Regions from separate parts of the Homo sapiens genome. Here region 2 is linked to region 1. Evidence: chromatin contacts called from ENCODE Hi-C or POLR2A ChIA-PET data. All regions are on one chromosome and are shown on one strand. Each heading gives the region's core, a stretch centred on a gene start or an enhancer-like site at or near the end of the contact. The rest is flanking DNA. Distances are from core to core; before and after follow the strand shown. Region 1 overlaps AP2A2 (adaptor related protein complex 2 subunit alpha 2). Region 2 has its middle 35 kb from the start of MOB2.

The links. Hi-C counts contacts between places; a loop is a spot of excess contacts on that map. ChIA-PET counts read pairs that join two places held with the same protein, here RNA polymerase II (POLR2A). Pooled maps may share reads with other maps.
Region 2: a loop to region 1 is called in a pooled map, with 5 times the contacts of the local background. The contact joins two enhancer-like sites. A Hi-C loop is called at or near these places in 1 of 168 maps with a recorded cell type or tissue (astrocyte of the cerebellum), 1 of 37 single-sample maps with no recorded cell type and 2 of 50 pooled maps. POLR2A ChIA-PET finds 5 or more read pairs at or near these places in 1 of 52 experiments (common myeloid progenitor, CD34-positive).

The regions. Positions count from the first base shown.
Region 1 is chr11:992,221-998,537 of GRCh38, forward strand. It overlaps AP2A2 (adaptor related protein complex 2 subunit alpha 2), which reads left to right. Exons shown (of 22, transcript NM_012305.4): 11 at 283-465; 12 at 1,064-1,161; 13 at 1,534-1,765; 14 at 1,852-2,025. Among named protein-coding and RNA genes, the nearest start is that of MUC6, 41 kb to the right of the region's middle. RefSeq lists an enhancer at 2,064-2,588. Within about 2 kb of position 4,016, at least 2 of the 41 ENCODE cell types and tissues checked have a DNase peak (open chromatin) inside an H3K27ac peak, as active enhancers do.
Region 2 is chr11:1,518,775-1,525,091 of GRCh38, forward strand. No RefSeq gene overlaps it. Among named protein-coding and RNA genes, the nearest start is that of MOB2, 35 kb to the left of the region's middle. RefSeq lists enhancers at 1,246-1,746, 1,747-2,247, 3,185-3,434. Within about 2 kb of position 2,742, at least 4 of the 41 ENCODE cell types and tissues checked have a DNase peak (open chromatin) inside an H3K27ac peak, as active enhancers do.

The DNA.
Region 1 (6,317 bases), core at 2,766-5,265:
TGGGAGAGAAGGGCCCAGGTGGGAGGTGGCCTGGCTGTGGCCGTGGCCTTCTGTGCACTGGTCTCCGCCTCTTCCTGGCTTTCTTTGCTTAAGTCAGGGCATCTTAAACTTTCTGGGCTCGTGGGCTTTTTTGAGAATCGAGTTCAAGCTTCCTCCATGTCCCAAACTTTTGTAGACACATTGAGGTGCTTCTGAAACTCTCACTTTGACTTTGGACGACAGTTTGGTCTTGGGATTGCCATGGCCTGCAGGTGCCGGCCCTCAGCAGCCTGTCCCCCACAGGTGCTGAAGGTCGCCATCCTGGCTGAGAAGTACGCGGTGGACTACACCTGGTATGTGGATACCATCTTGAACTTGATCCGAATTGCTGGTGATTACGTGAGTGAAGAGGTGTGGTACCGAGTCATTCAGATCGTCATCAACCGGGACGACGTGCAGGGCTACGCGGCCAAGACTGTGTTCGAGGTATGGCCCGCAGGATGGCAGGAAGGATGGGGTGGAGGGCAGTTGCAGAAGGTGAGCAGTGAGTGGTTCCAGCCTGCCTGCGTGGAGGTGCCGAGGGCCGTTGCTGACCCCTCTTGCCCCTCAGCTCTTCCCTGAGGCTCTAGCTCCTCCACTGTTGGTGCCCCTTGCTGAGTCCCAGTTTCTTCTCACCCTAACTCTCAAACTTCTGGCTCTCTGGGGGCCACCTGAGAAAGCCGGCCTCTGTGTGTGTGAGAGCATGCTGGGGCATGCCGTGGTGGGGCCTGCCCTGTCCGTCGGAGAGGGTTAGGCCACCGGCAAGGGGTGTGCCATGAGGACGCTGGCAGAACCTCCCCAGCCAGAGCCTGTTGTGGATGCTGCAGCTCCCTCCAGGGCAGGTCAGCGTGTGGCAGCCTTGGGTTCCTTGCTGCTGACACAGGTACTGAGGGTGCTGAGGAAGGCAGGGATGGGCACTTGGACTGGGGTCTCCAGGAAGCTGAGGGGCTGGTGCTGGTGTAGGGTGCACCGCGCCAGGACGTGCCCGCCTCGCCTTAACTCTGGCACCTGGCTGCCACCCCGGCTCATTGTTTGTGCTTCGCAGGCTCTTCAGGCTCCCGCGTGCCACGAGAACCTGGTCAAAGTGGGCGGCTACATCCTGGGGGAGTTTGGAAACTTGATAGCTGGAGACCCGAGATCCAGGTGAGAGGCCCTTTGCGAGTCGGGGCTGTGTGCGCTCCGGCGGGCCTCTCGGTGGTCGGTGGCAAGAGGCGAGGCACCAGCTGGCCCTGCCGTGAGGCCTCGCAGAGCCGCTTCTGCTCCCCATCGGCGTCTTTTTGTTTTCCTTCAGTTGATAGAAAAAGCAGGGATTCTAGTAGAAAATGGAGACGTGGGGTTGATGGCTGACTTAGTGAAAGGGGCGTCTTTGCGGTGGGATCTGGAGCTGGAAGAGGGTCCCGACCAGCGGCCTCTGGTGCAGGCCAGGGGGTCTCGCCGCCGTCCCCCCCCCGCGGGGGCGTGCTGCAGCCTGCGAGGGGACGACGGTGTCCCTGTGTTGTGCCTCCCCGTCCCCAGCCCGCTGATCCAGTTCCACCTGCTGCACTCCAAGTTCCACCTGTGCAGCGTCCCCACCCGCGCGCTGCTCCTGTCCACCTACATCAAGTTCGTGAACCTCTTCCCGGAGGTGAAGCCCACCATCCAGGACGTGCTGCGCAGCGACAGCCAGCTCAGGAACGCAGACGTGGAGCTGCAGCAGCGTGCTGTGGAGTACCTGCGGCTCAGCACCGTGGCCAGCACCGACATTCTGGTAGGAGGCCCCCGCCCTTCGGGCTGGCTTGGCTGAGGGTTGGAGGCCAGGAGCTCTGACCAGTCCCACCCTGTGTTCTTTCCAAGGCGACCGTGCTGGAGGAGATGCCCCCATTCCCGGAGCGGGAGTCCTCCATCTTGGCAAAGCTCAAGAAGAAGAAGGGCCCCAGCACGGTGACAGACCTGGAGGACACCAAGCGGGACAGGAGTGTGGACGTGAACGGGGGTCCTGAGCCTGCCCCAGCCAGTACCAGCGCCGTGGTGGGTCCCTCACCTACTGTGCACCCAGACCTGTCAGGGCCTCACCCCCAAGACTTGGGACCAGCAGAGCATTTGCCTGTCAGGGAGGAGCATGTACTGAGAACCCAGGCTCTGGCTGTGGCTCTGGACACCCCGCTGTCCTGTCCTGGGGGCCACTGTCCCTGCTGGACACGCTGCTGTCCTGTCCTGGGGGCCACTGTCCCTGCTGGACGCCACGCTGTCCTGTCCCGGGGGCCACTGTCCCTGCTGGACGCCCCGCTGTCTGTCCCGGGGGCCACTGTCCCTGCTGGACGCCCCCCTGGCCTGTCCCGGGGGCCACTGTCCCTGCTGGACGCCCCGTTGTCCTGTCCCGGGGGCCACTGTCCCTGCTGCACACCCTGCTGGCCTGTCCCGGGGGCCACTGTCCCTGCTGGATGCCCCCCTGGCCTGTCCCGGGGGCCACTGTCCCTGCTGGACGCCCCGTTGTCCTGTCCCGGGGGCCACTGTCCCTGCTGGACGCCCCCCTGGCCTGTCCCGGGGGCCACTGTCCCTGCTGCACACCCTGCTGGCCTGTCCCGGGGGCCACTGTCCCTGCTGGACGCCCCCCTGGCCTGTCCCGGGGGCCACTGTCCCTGCTGCACACCCTGCTGGCCTGTCCCGGGGGCCACTGTCCCTGCTGGACGCCCCCCTGGCCTGTCCTGGGGGCCACTGTCCCTGCTGCACACCCCGCTGGCTTGTCCCGGGGGCCACTGTCCCTGCTGGACGCCCCTCTGGCCTGTCCCGGGGGCCACTGTCCCTGCTGCACACCCCGCTGTCCTCTCCCGGGGGCCACTGTGCCTGCTGGGCAAGGCACTTCCTTCAGACCGTCGTCTTGTCCAGCTCAGCTCACACATCCTCTGTGGTGCCTTGTTTTAGGGGAAGTGGCCGTCCCCTCTCCTACAGGACTGCCTCACCCAGGCAGCTGTCCTCACATGCTTTGTTGATTTAGAGAGGACCTGTCCTGCCCTGCTCTTCGAGGTTTTATGTAGTGAGTTGGGTTAGGTCTGGTTTTCCTTGTATGTGTGATGCGATGAGAATAATCCTGTAACAGAATGTGTCCTGTGGTATTTGTCAGGTGAGAAGTGTCGTTTTGAGAGTTGCGTTTTTGCTTGGCTCTGCTTGCCAGCTGTTCCCCTCTGCACTGTCAGGGAGGGCTCCTGTCGGGGTCAGGCGGGCTTTCTGTTTGTCCAGTTAGAGGACCTGTCTCTCCAGGACGCAGGTCCAGTGGTGGCAACCAGTGCTGCTACCCAGTATCGGCAGGGCTTTGTGGGGTGAGCTCCTGTGGTGGTGCCTGCCCTGGCAGTGTGCTGGTTGGGAGGGTGCTCATGTCGGAGTCCTGGCACTCCTTGGCGGGGACCTGCTTATGTGCCCCGGCTGACCATGTGTCCTGCCCCTCTGGCCGACAGTGCAGGGCCTGCCATGGGGCTGGTATCCAGGCTGAGCCTGACATCTCAATGAGCAGTCTTCCCTCCCCCTCTTCCTCCCTCTCCCCTCCCTCCACCTAGTGTCCTCTGTGCAGCCCCTGTCCCCCCGTGCCCTCTCTCTGTGTTGTTTGTGGCACGCTGCTGTGCCCGCCATCTGGAGGCTTGAATTGCCTGTGAGCTCATCCTGGAGTGAATGAAATGAATGAAAGATGTGACTCTTTCTCCCAAGGTGGGCGTCTTCCCTTCACGCCTGAGCACCTTCATGCTTATGTTTCTCATGTGCTCTGTAGAGCTGGTGACCTGCTTTTGACCCTGTCTCCTCCCGTGGGACGTCACTAGCCAGGCGCCTAGTGCAGCAGGCCTCTGTCACTCCTCTAATCCATCTCTCCCTCTCCTTTGGACATCTTGACATAGGTTTCTGGAGGCAGAAACTTGCTTGTGGAGATTTGTCTGTGAGCTGCCGGAGCAGGGGCCTTCCCGTGGGTGCTGGGCCGGCAGCGGCTCCGCCCTGCAGAGAGGAGGACGCGGCCCCAGTTGGGTGAGGAGGCGAGGGCAGGATGACGTGATCCAGGGGAGGCTGGTGTGCAGGGATTCCTGGAGGCCGGCTTTCAGCAAGGGCACTGTGAAGTCTTCCACGGAAACCTGGGATTGCCTGTTGGAAGCTGGGAAGGCACCAGGTGCTCTCGCTCCCCTCCAGCTGCTTTGACGTTAAGAGGAACTCGCTGAGGGAGCATGGAAAGGGGCTGTAGGATTGTCTTCAGTCTCTCTTTGGTTCTTATTTGATGTTTCTTTTTAATGTGGGTCCTGAGAAGTGAGGTGTGCCCATACCCCAGGCCTTTGATCACACCCAGGTTTGTCCGGCTAGGCTCAGGGTGGACTTTGGAGGGCCTGGCCTTGACTGTGTGGCTTAGGGATCAGATGGAAGCTTCTGGACCCTGGGAGTGAGAGCAGTGTGCTGCCCTCTGAAAAGGAGGATGAGGGTCCAGTGAGGTTCAGCATTTCTGTAAGGTGCCTTCTTGGAGGGAGTTCCCCCTTCAGGGCTCATTCAGTGGATTTTCTGAGTGTGGCTTCACTCCTGATGGTCAGTGGTGCCTGGCGGGTGGGTTCCTTAGGGAGGTGTCTGTGGCCGAGGCACGCAGCTCTGTTCTGAGCTGAGAGCTGTGGTGTGTGGGCACCTCCGTCCTGACTGAGAGCTGTGGTGTGTGGGCGCCTCCGTCCTGACCGAGAGCTGTGGTGTGTGGGCCCCTCTGTTCTGACCGAGAGCTATGGTGTGTGGGTGTCATTGCTATCCTGTGCTTTCCAATCTGTTCCCATTGCTCACGGGAGCCCCAGTGAGAGGCCCCTCCCTATGGGGAGACACTCCTGGCGAAGTTTTCTTGCTCAGGGTCTTCTGTATGGGCCGTGAAGGGGCCTCAGGGTGGCATCAGCACATGTGCCTTTCCCACGAGAGACAGTGGCTTTATCTTGGTGTCACATTGGCCAAAATGTCTTTTATTTAACATCATAGATGAGGCCAGGACATTTTACTTCTTCCGAGCATCCTCTTTCTGCACACAGCTCCTTGGGGGAGGCTGTGGTGTGCGTGTCCCCGGGTGTGCTGGGGAGCACAGGGGTGTGGGGATCAGAGGCTGCCTGGCTTCACATGCAGGAGCCTGGGGCCCTTGTAGGCAAAACCTTCACCCCTCAAGTTGTCCTGCTATTGGAGGGAGGAGGTGAACTGGTGTGGCCCAGGAGCCAGGCCTGCTCCCTGAGGAGGGTCTCCCAGGCCTGAGAGGATAAGGAAGATGAAGAACCTGAAGTGGGTGTTAGGACCCTACTGTCCTGGGGCCTTGCATCTGGCCTCGCTGTTACAATCTGTGGTAACGTTTCAGGTACAAATGCCTTTACTAGGGCAAAGGGCTTTCCTACTTTAGAAAGCAGTTAAAAGCCATAGATGGCTGGGCATGGTGGCTCACACCTGTAATCCCAGCGCTTTGGGAGGCTGAGGTGGGCGGATCACTTGAGGTCAGGAGTTTGAGACCAGCCTGGCCAACATGGTGAAACCCCGTCTCTTCTAAAAATACAAAAATTAGCCAGGTGTGGTGGTGTGTGCCTGTAATCCCAGCTGCTCGGGAAGCTGAGGCAGGAGAATTGCTTGAACCCAGAAGGCGGAGGTTGCAGTGAGCTGAGATTGCACCACTGCACTCCAGCCTGGGTAACAGAGTGAGACTCGGTCTCAAAAAAATAAAATAAAATAAAATAAAAGCCATAGATGTATTTGAATCAGTGCAGGAACCAGGGTAACATCTGTGATGAGATGCAGAGGAGAAACTGTCTCCATTTGGGCTGCAGGTGCATGGCCATGGCCAAGGCCGATGGCTTCCCACGCAGCTCACAGCTTTGTCAGGCTGTGGAGGCCACAGTGTTGGCGGGCGCTGTCCCCGGCGTAGGGAGCAAAGCGCCGCCTTCAGATGGTCTCATCGAGACACGCCTTGGATATTTTTGGGACTCTTCTCTGCCAGCTCCTCTGTGACCTCCCACCCTTGGAGCACATGAGACCCGTGTCGTCTTCTCTTGCAGAGGTGCTCCGTCACAAGAGCAGAGCCTGGGAGCCTGCCCCGTTTCTGACTGCCCCCCAATCCCCATTCTGACTCTCACCCGCCCCCATTCTGACCCCCCGCCCCCATTCTGACCTGCACCTTTTTTGCATAACACACTTTGTGATGCCTCATTTATCTTTGAGTAAAATTCATATATCACAAACCCACACATGTAGTTTTTTTGAAAGTACAGTGTGACACCTTAACTTTGCATTAATGTAAAATGGCATTCAGGTGGAGTCTCAGATAATTACAAACTAATTTTTTACCT
Region 2 (6,317 bases), core at 1,492-3,991, 530 kb after region 1:
AGGTGTAAACAGATCATAGCCTATACTTGTGCCAATCACCAAGTTTTGGCCAATCATATGTAGGTAACTGTTCGAGCTGTGTTCAAATAAGGCAAATGCCGAGCGTAACCAATCGGCTGTTTCTATGCCTTACTTCCGTTTTCCGTAGGTCACTTTCCCTTTCCATAAATCTTCCCCCACAGGGCTGCTCTGGAGTCTATGAGCCTACTCTGGCTCAAGAGGCTGTCAATCCAAGAATCGTTTGTTGTTCAATTAAAGACCTTTACATTAAGTTTTTCTTTTATCACTGCCCTTGCTGGTGCCCACACCCCACCTGGGGAACCATTGCCCTACAGCGCCAGGCACACACCTGGCCTCTCTGCACCTCCATTCTGGGGCAGAGATGCAATGGGGACCAAGTGGGGCCGTGTGCACCCAGTTCTCAGCGGCACGGTGCCGGCACGCAGCAGACTCCCCTTGAGGGTGAGTGAGTGTAGCAGAGGGACTTCGATGCATGCTCTGCAGGGTCCTCCACACACCCCCAGCACACATCCATCCACTGGACACCTGCCCCAGGACTGCCCTGGGACTCCGAACCCAAGAACTCACTGCCCCTGCCTCCCAGGGAAGGCCAGCAAGTGAAGGAACGAAGGCCAGGATGGAAAGGAACAACAGATGTTTCCAGCAAATGCTACCATGGACAGAAACCCAGCATGCTACAGGGGAGCAGGAGGCTGGGGTGTGAATCTGGGTCATTTCTGGGCAGCCCCTGGCCACCCAGGCAGAAGCACAGGAAACAGACTGCGGTGCTGACCAGAGATGCAGGACACGGAACAGAGCGGTAAGCTTTACACCAGTGAGGACGGCGAGTGCTGGAAACCCGGAGGCATTCTAGTTGTCATCACAAGGGGGGACACCAGGAGACCGTGTCCACAATAACACACAGTGGGCTTTATAAGAAGTTACCCCAAAATCAGGTGTTCAGGATAAGGCTGTGCTGGAAAAGGAAGCTCAGATGGAATCAAGAGTGTCCAGAAATCACCAGCTGCCTCACTTGACACAAGCTGTCTGCTCAACAGACTTTAGAATTCCCAACCTCATAATTAGTCAAAAGGGATTTTAATGCAACCATTCAGTAATATGAAATCAAGAACTATGACTGCAAAGGAGATTGAATGTTCCTTTTAAACAACGTAAAACTAAATACTATTGAATCAGTGGAGAAATGAAAAACAGAGTCTTGCTAATTTTCATTAATGGAGACTGCTTTAAGTCTTTCAGTTTATGACCAGCCTAGGCAAGACGGCAAGACTCTGCCTCTATAAAAAAATTTTTTTCAAAATTCGTGGGGCACGGTGGTGCGCACCTGTGGTCCCAGCTACTCAGGAGGCTGAGGCAGGAGGATCTGTTAAACCCAGGAGGTCAAGGCAGCAGTGAGCTGTGATTGCACCACCGCACTCCAGCCTGGTCTCTAAACAAAAAATAAAAACCAAAACAAAAAAACTATTTCGGTAAGAAATCTAGGCTGTAACAAGGCCATGTGGGGACTGCCCACTGTTTCTGCAGCTCACTCTGCGGGCCCGGGGTCAGATCCCCAGTTTCTCAGGGTCGTGTTCTGTTCCCTTTGCTCATCTCTCCTCCAGTCCCCAGGGAAGGGCTTGGTCTCCACGGCGTCAGGAACTAGACTGTGAACTTGCACGTCAATACTGAGAGTGGGGCTTCCAGAGAGCAGCCGTGCTTGCTGCCCTGCCCCTCTCAGGCTGCAGCCCAGGGAGATGCCACTGAGACGCTGGCCATCGGGCTGGCCACCCCCGGGCTCCCTCCATCCTCACGGTCCTGCTCTGTGCTGGCAGTTTCCACTGAAGTCCCCCTCCCAGTATGCAGCAAGCCTGATCTGCTATCACTCGCTCACACCATGCCTCCGTGTCTCCCCCACATCTCACATGAAGTAACTTCTGAGCCTGTTTCAAAGTTTATCCTGAACAGGGCGGGCAGTCTGGCCCCTTCACCATCTCTTTCTGTGTGGGTGCACCGAGGTGTCTCCCTGCAGAAGTGCATTCTATCCTATGCTGGGGTAAAGATGCAAGTCACTCTCAAACTGCTGAGAAAAGACCCACGTGCAGGTACTGAGAGAGAGAAAACGGCAAGGCAGATGTGGCAGAAACGCTGACACTGGCCAATCTGGGAGAAGGTATGCAGGAATTATTCACACTACTTTGGCAACTTCTAACTTTGAAATTATGTAAAAATTTAAAAATATAAACGTCAGAAGCAGCTGGGGCCAGGAGGTGGCAGATACCCTCGAGGGAGCAGCAGTGCATCTGACAGCCGCTTCTCCACAGCAACGCCGGAAGCCGGAGGTCGGCGGCCTCACGTCGAAAGAGGGCTGAAAGCAAGCCAACCAAGAACACGACACACAGCGAAAAGCTCTGCCAAGAATGAAGGACAACTGAAGGCATTTTCAGACAGAGACTGAGAGGGCGCCCCCAGCAGAGTCACCTGAAAGAAAATCCAAGAAAGCTCAAGGCTGCAGCACAAGCAGAGGAAAACTGGTCACAGACGCAAAAGGACAAACCCAGAAGGACAAAGGAGGAAGGAGAGGGTACAGCCAAAGAGATGGAGCACAAAACCAGCCAACCTAAATAAATACCAGCGTACAAGTAGCATGTGGGGGTCCGAAGTGTACAGAATTTAAAACACAGCAGTAGCATGTGGGGGTCCGAAGTGTACAGAATTTAAAACACAGCAAGTGCTCACAACTCAAGAGGGGAAGTACCCAGAAGCGGTCTAGTATCTTGGGTACTTCGGGGAGGCGGATAAAGCTGTTAATCAACATCAGACCCTGGAGGTTTAGCGTGTGCTGTAAGAAAACCACTAAAGGAGGGTGTGCACGGTGGCTCACAGTGTAATCCCAGCACTTTGGAAGGTGAAGGTGGGTGGATGGCTTGAGGCCAGGAGTCTGAGACCATCCTGGACAACACAGTGAGACCCTGCTTCTACAAAAAATCAAATAAAATAAAGTACCTAACTTCCAAGGCAATTTGAAAGAAGGATAATTAAAAAATAAAAAGAAGAAATTCAAACAAAGCATGGGAAGATGAAAAGCACAAGATGGGAGTTCCACACAGCAGCGAGCACACCAGGTGGAAAGGGTTAGCAAGGCGCCCTGACACCCGCTCTAGTGGCGCGGTGCTCACTAGACACCCGCTGTCACGTGCAGTGCGTCTAAGGCTTGGGGTTTTCCCGGGCTCACCCCAGGGGAGACGTGGTCAAGGGCTCTTTCCCAGGGCTCGGGGCCGTTTGCACGTCCTTCTTCATGAGGCATCTGTTCAAGCCTCTGCCCATCTTCTACGGGACGAGCTGTTTCTTGTTCTTTGTTGGAGCCCGTGGGGAAGTCTGGATCTGAGCTCCGGTAAGTTCTAGGTATGGTAAATTCCCCCTGCAAAAGTTGCTTTCTTTTTTTTTTGAAACAGAGTCCTGCTCTGTGGCCCAGGCTGGAGTACAGTGGTGAGATCATGGCTCACCGCAGCCCCGACCTCCTGGGCTCAAGGGATCCTCCCACCTCAGTCCCCCTGAGTAGCGGATGCCACCACGTCCAGTTAATTTATTTTTATTTATTTATTTATTTATGAGGTCTCACTATGTTGCCCAGCCTGGTCCTGAACTCCTGGGCTCAAGCAGTCCTCCAGCCTCGGCCCCTCAAAGTGCAGGGATTATAGGTGTGAGCCACGGTCCCCGGCCAGCCTTTTCAGTTTTTGAGGAATATCTTTGATAAACAGAGCTGCTTAATTTTAATGTAAACCAAATTATCTATCTTTTCCTTTATGATGAGTACTTTTTAGTCCTGTTTAAAAAAACTTTTCTTAACCCATGGGTCAAGAATAGCATCTTCTATAACAGTGCTGTTCAAGAGAAATATAACACAAGCCATAATCTGAGCCATGGATATAATTTTAAATGTTCTAATGGCCCCATTGAAAAGTAAAAGAAACAGCCAAGATTAATTTTATTTAACCCAACAGATGTAAAATATTTTCGACTTACAATCAATACAGAAAATACAAGGTGCCACTGTATTTTTTTCAGTCTAGCGTATTTTACACTCAGCACATCTCTAGCGCTGCCAAGCTACATGGCTGGAGGCCGTGCTGGACAGCAGTTCCAGAACCTTCTACACTTAGACCTACATTCTACTGGGCTCAATTATTCTTTGTAGGGTGTGAGGTACAGGCCAAGGTTTTTTTAAATATGGCTATCTGGTTGGCCAGCATGACTTATGAAAAAGACTGGCTATCTGTGCCATCTCTTTTTCCCTGTCTTGATCACTCTTGCCAGATTTTCCACTATATTCCTGTTTTCAAAGAATCCAACTCTGGCCTCGATGACTATATCTGTGGGAGACTGACTTTCTGCTTTGTTAACTTCTGCTCCAGCCTCATTTCCCTCCATCCACCGTCTCTGAGCCCAGCTACTGCTCCGAGAGTGACGAGTACCTGAGGGCTGTGAACCGCTCCTGGCCGGTGTGCACCCTGCAAGTCTCAGCATGGCATATTTTTGTTATCTTTCAGCTAAAAAGTATGTTGTAATTTCCATTACAAATTCTTCTTTGTCCCACTGGTTACTTGGAAGTGTGCTTCCTAATTTCTAAATACTAGGAGTATCACTTTGCTGATTTCTAGTTTAACTCCACTTGGGTCAAGAGCACACTCCAGAGGAATTCAATTCACCGAGATAAGCGGAGGTTTTGGTCAACGTTCCATCAGCGTGTAAAGGGGGCACACAGCCTGTCAGGGGTGGGTTCCCTATTCTTCCTGTCAGGTGAAATGTGTGAATCTGGCTTTGAAATCTTCATGCTGACTTGTGAGTACAGCTGAGCTGCTGGGACAAAGGCCCACCATCCCAGGCCCCAAGTCCTTCCCTGGTGTTAGCCCAGGGCAGGGGTCAAACTTCACCCTCCAACACCTTCCTGGGGCCCCAGCCATGGGGCAGCCCTGTTCTCACCAAGGGCTGTCGAGGAGCCGCAGGAAGGCAGGAAGAAGAGGAAGGACAAGCATCTTCCAGACGGTGACTAGAAAGCTCCACCTGCCCCCACCTATGTCTCAGTCCTGAAGCTCAGGACACAAGGGAGGCTGGAGTTCAAGTGCCTGAGAGCCCACAGCCAGAGAAGCTTGCACGGGGTCAGAAAGACAGACGGGAGTCAGCAGGTCACAGCCCTGTGCCCACAACAGGTGGCAGGAAAGAAGCTCAGAGACCTGACAACAGCCACAGCAAGGACATGTGTGCACACAGGCCAGGTGTCTCGGCAGAACTGCAGACACTGGAGGGCCAGCCAGGCTGAAGTGCACATGGGCCACACAGGGTGGGGCTGGAGAGAGACAGGGGACTTCACCCCACAGGCAATGGGGGTCCACCAAAGTGCCTTGTATATAGGAGGATGACATGTGGATCCTCTCAGGTGGCTGTGTGGAGCATGAGTCAAAGATAAGGACATACATCCCCGCCACCGCCAGGTGCCTATGGCTATAAGAGCCTAGGCCTCAGCCCAGGGAACTGCGGGCTTGCTTAGGGAATCCAGCAAAACCCTCACAGCCTTCTGGATGGAGCCCCATGGCATGGATGGCGAGGCGTGAGGGGAGGCAGGACGTGGCCTTCCTGAGCAGCAGGCTCGAGGCACGGGACACACAGGCCACCACCACAACTTCAGGCTCTGTAACAGGGACCTACCCACGCAAAAGGTCCTTATCTGAAAGGGCTCCATCCTCACCCTAGAGCCCTCCACACGTCATTTTGGGGGACATTTTATTTATTTTATTTTTTATTTTTTTGAGATGGAGTCTTGCTCTTGTCGCCCGGGCTGGAGTGCAGTGGCACATCTTGGCTCACTCCAACTTCTGCCTCCTCGGTTCAAGCAATTCTCTTTCCTCAGCCTCCCGAGTAGCTGGGATTACAGGCGCATGCCACCACGCCTGGCTAATTTTTTGTAATTTCAGTAGAGACGGGGTTTCATCATGTTGGCCAGGATGGTCTCAAACCCCTGACCTCAGGTGGATCCACCCATCTCGGCCTCCGAAATTGCAGGGATTACAGGTGTGAGCCACCGGGTCCCATTTCATTATTTTGATTAGAAATGAAATGACCTGCCCAGGCGCGGTGGCTCACGCCTATAATCCCAGCACTCTGGGAGGCTGAGGCGGGCGGATCACCTGAGCTGATCCCCAGCCTGCTGGGGAAGGGGAAGGAAGGTGGCCACAGGCCCCAGCATAGTACAGACTGACGCCCTTGAAGTCCACACTGCACCGTGGGCCCAGACAGAACAGGCCTCCCGCCCCGCCCTCACA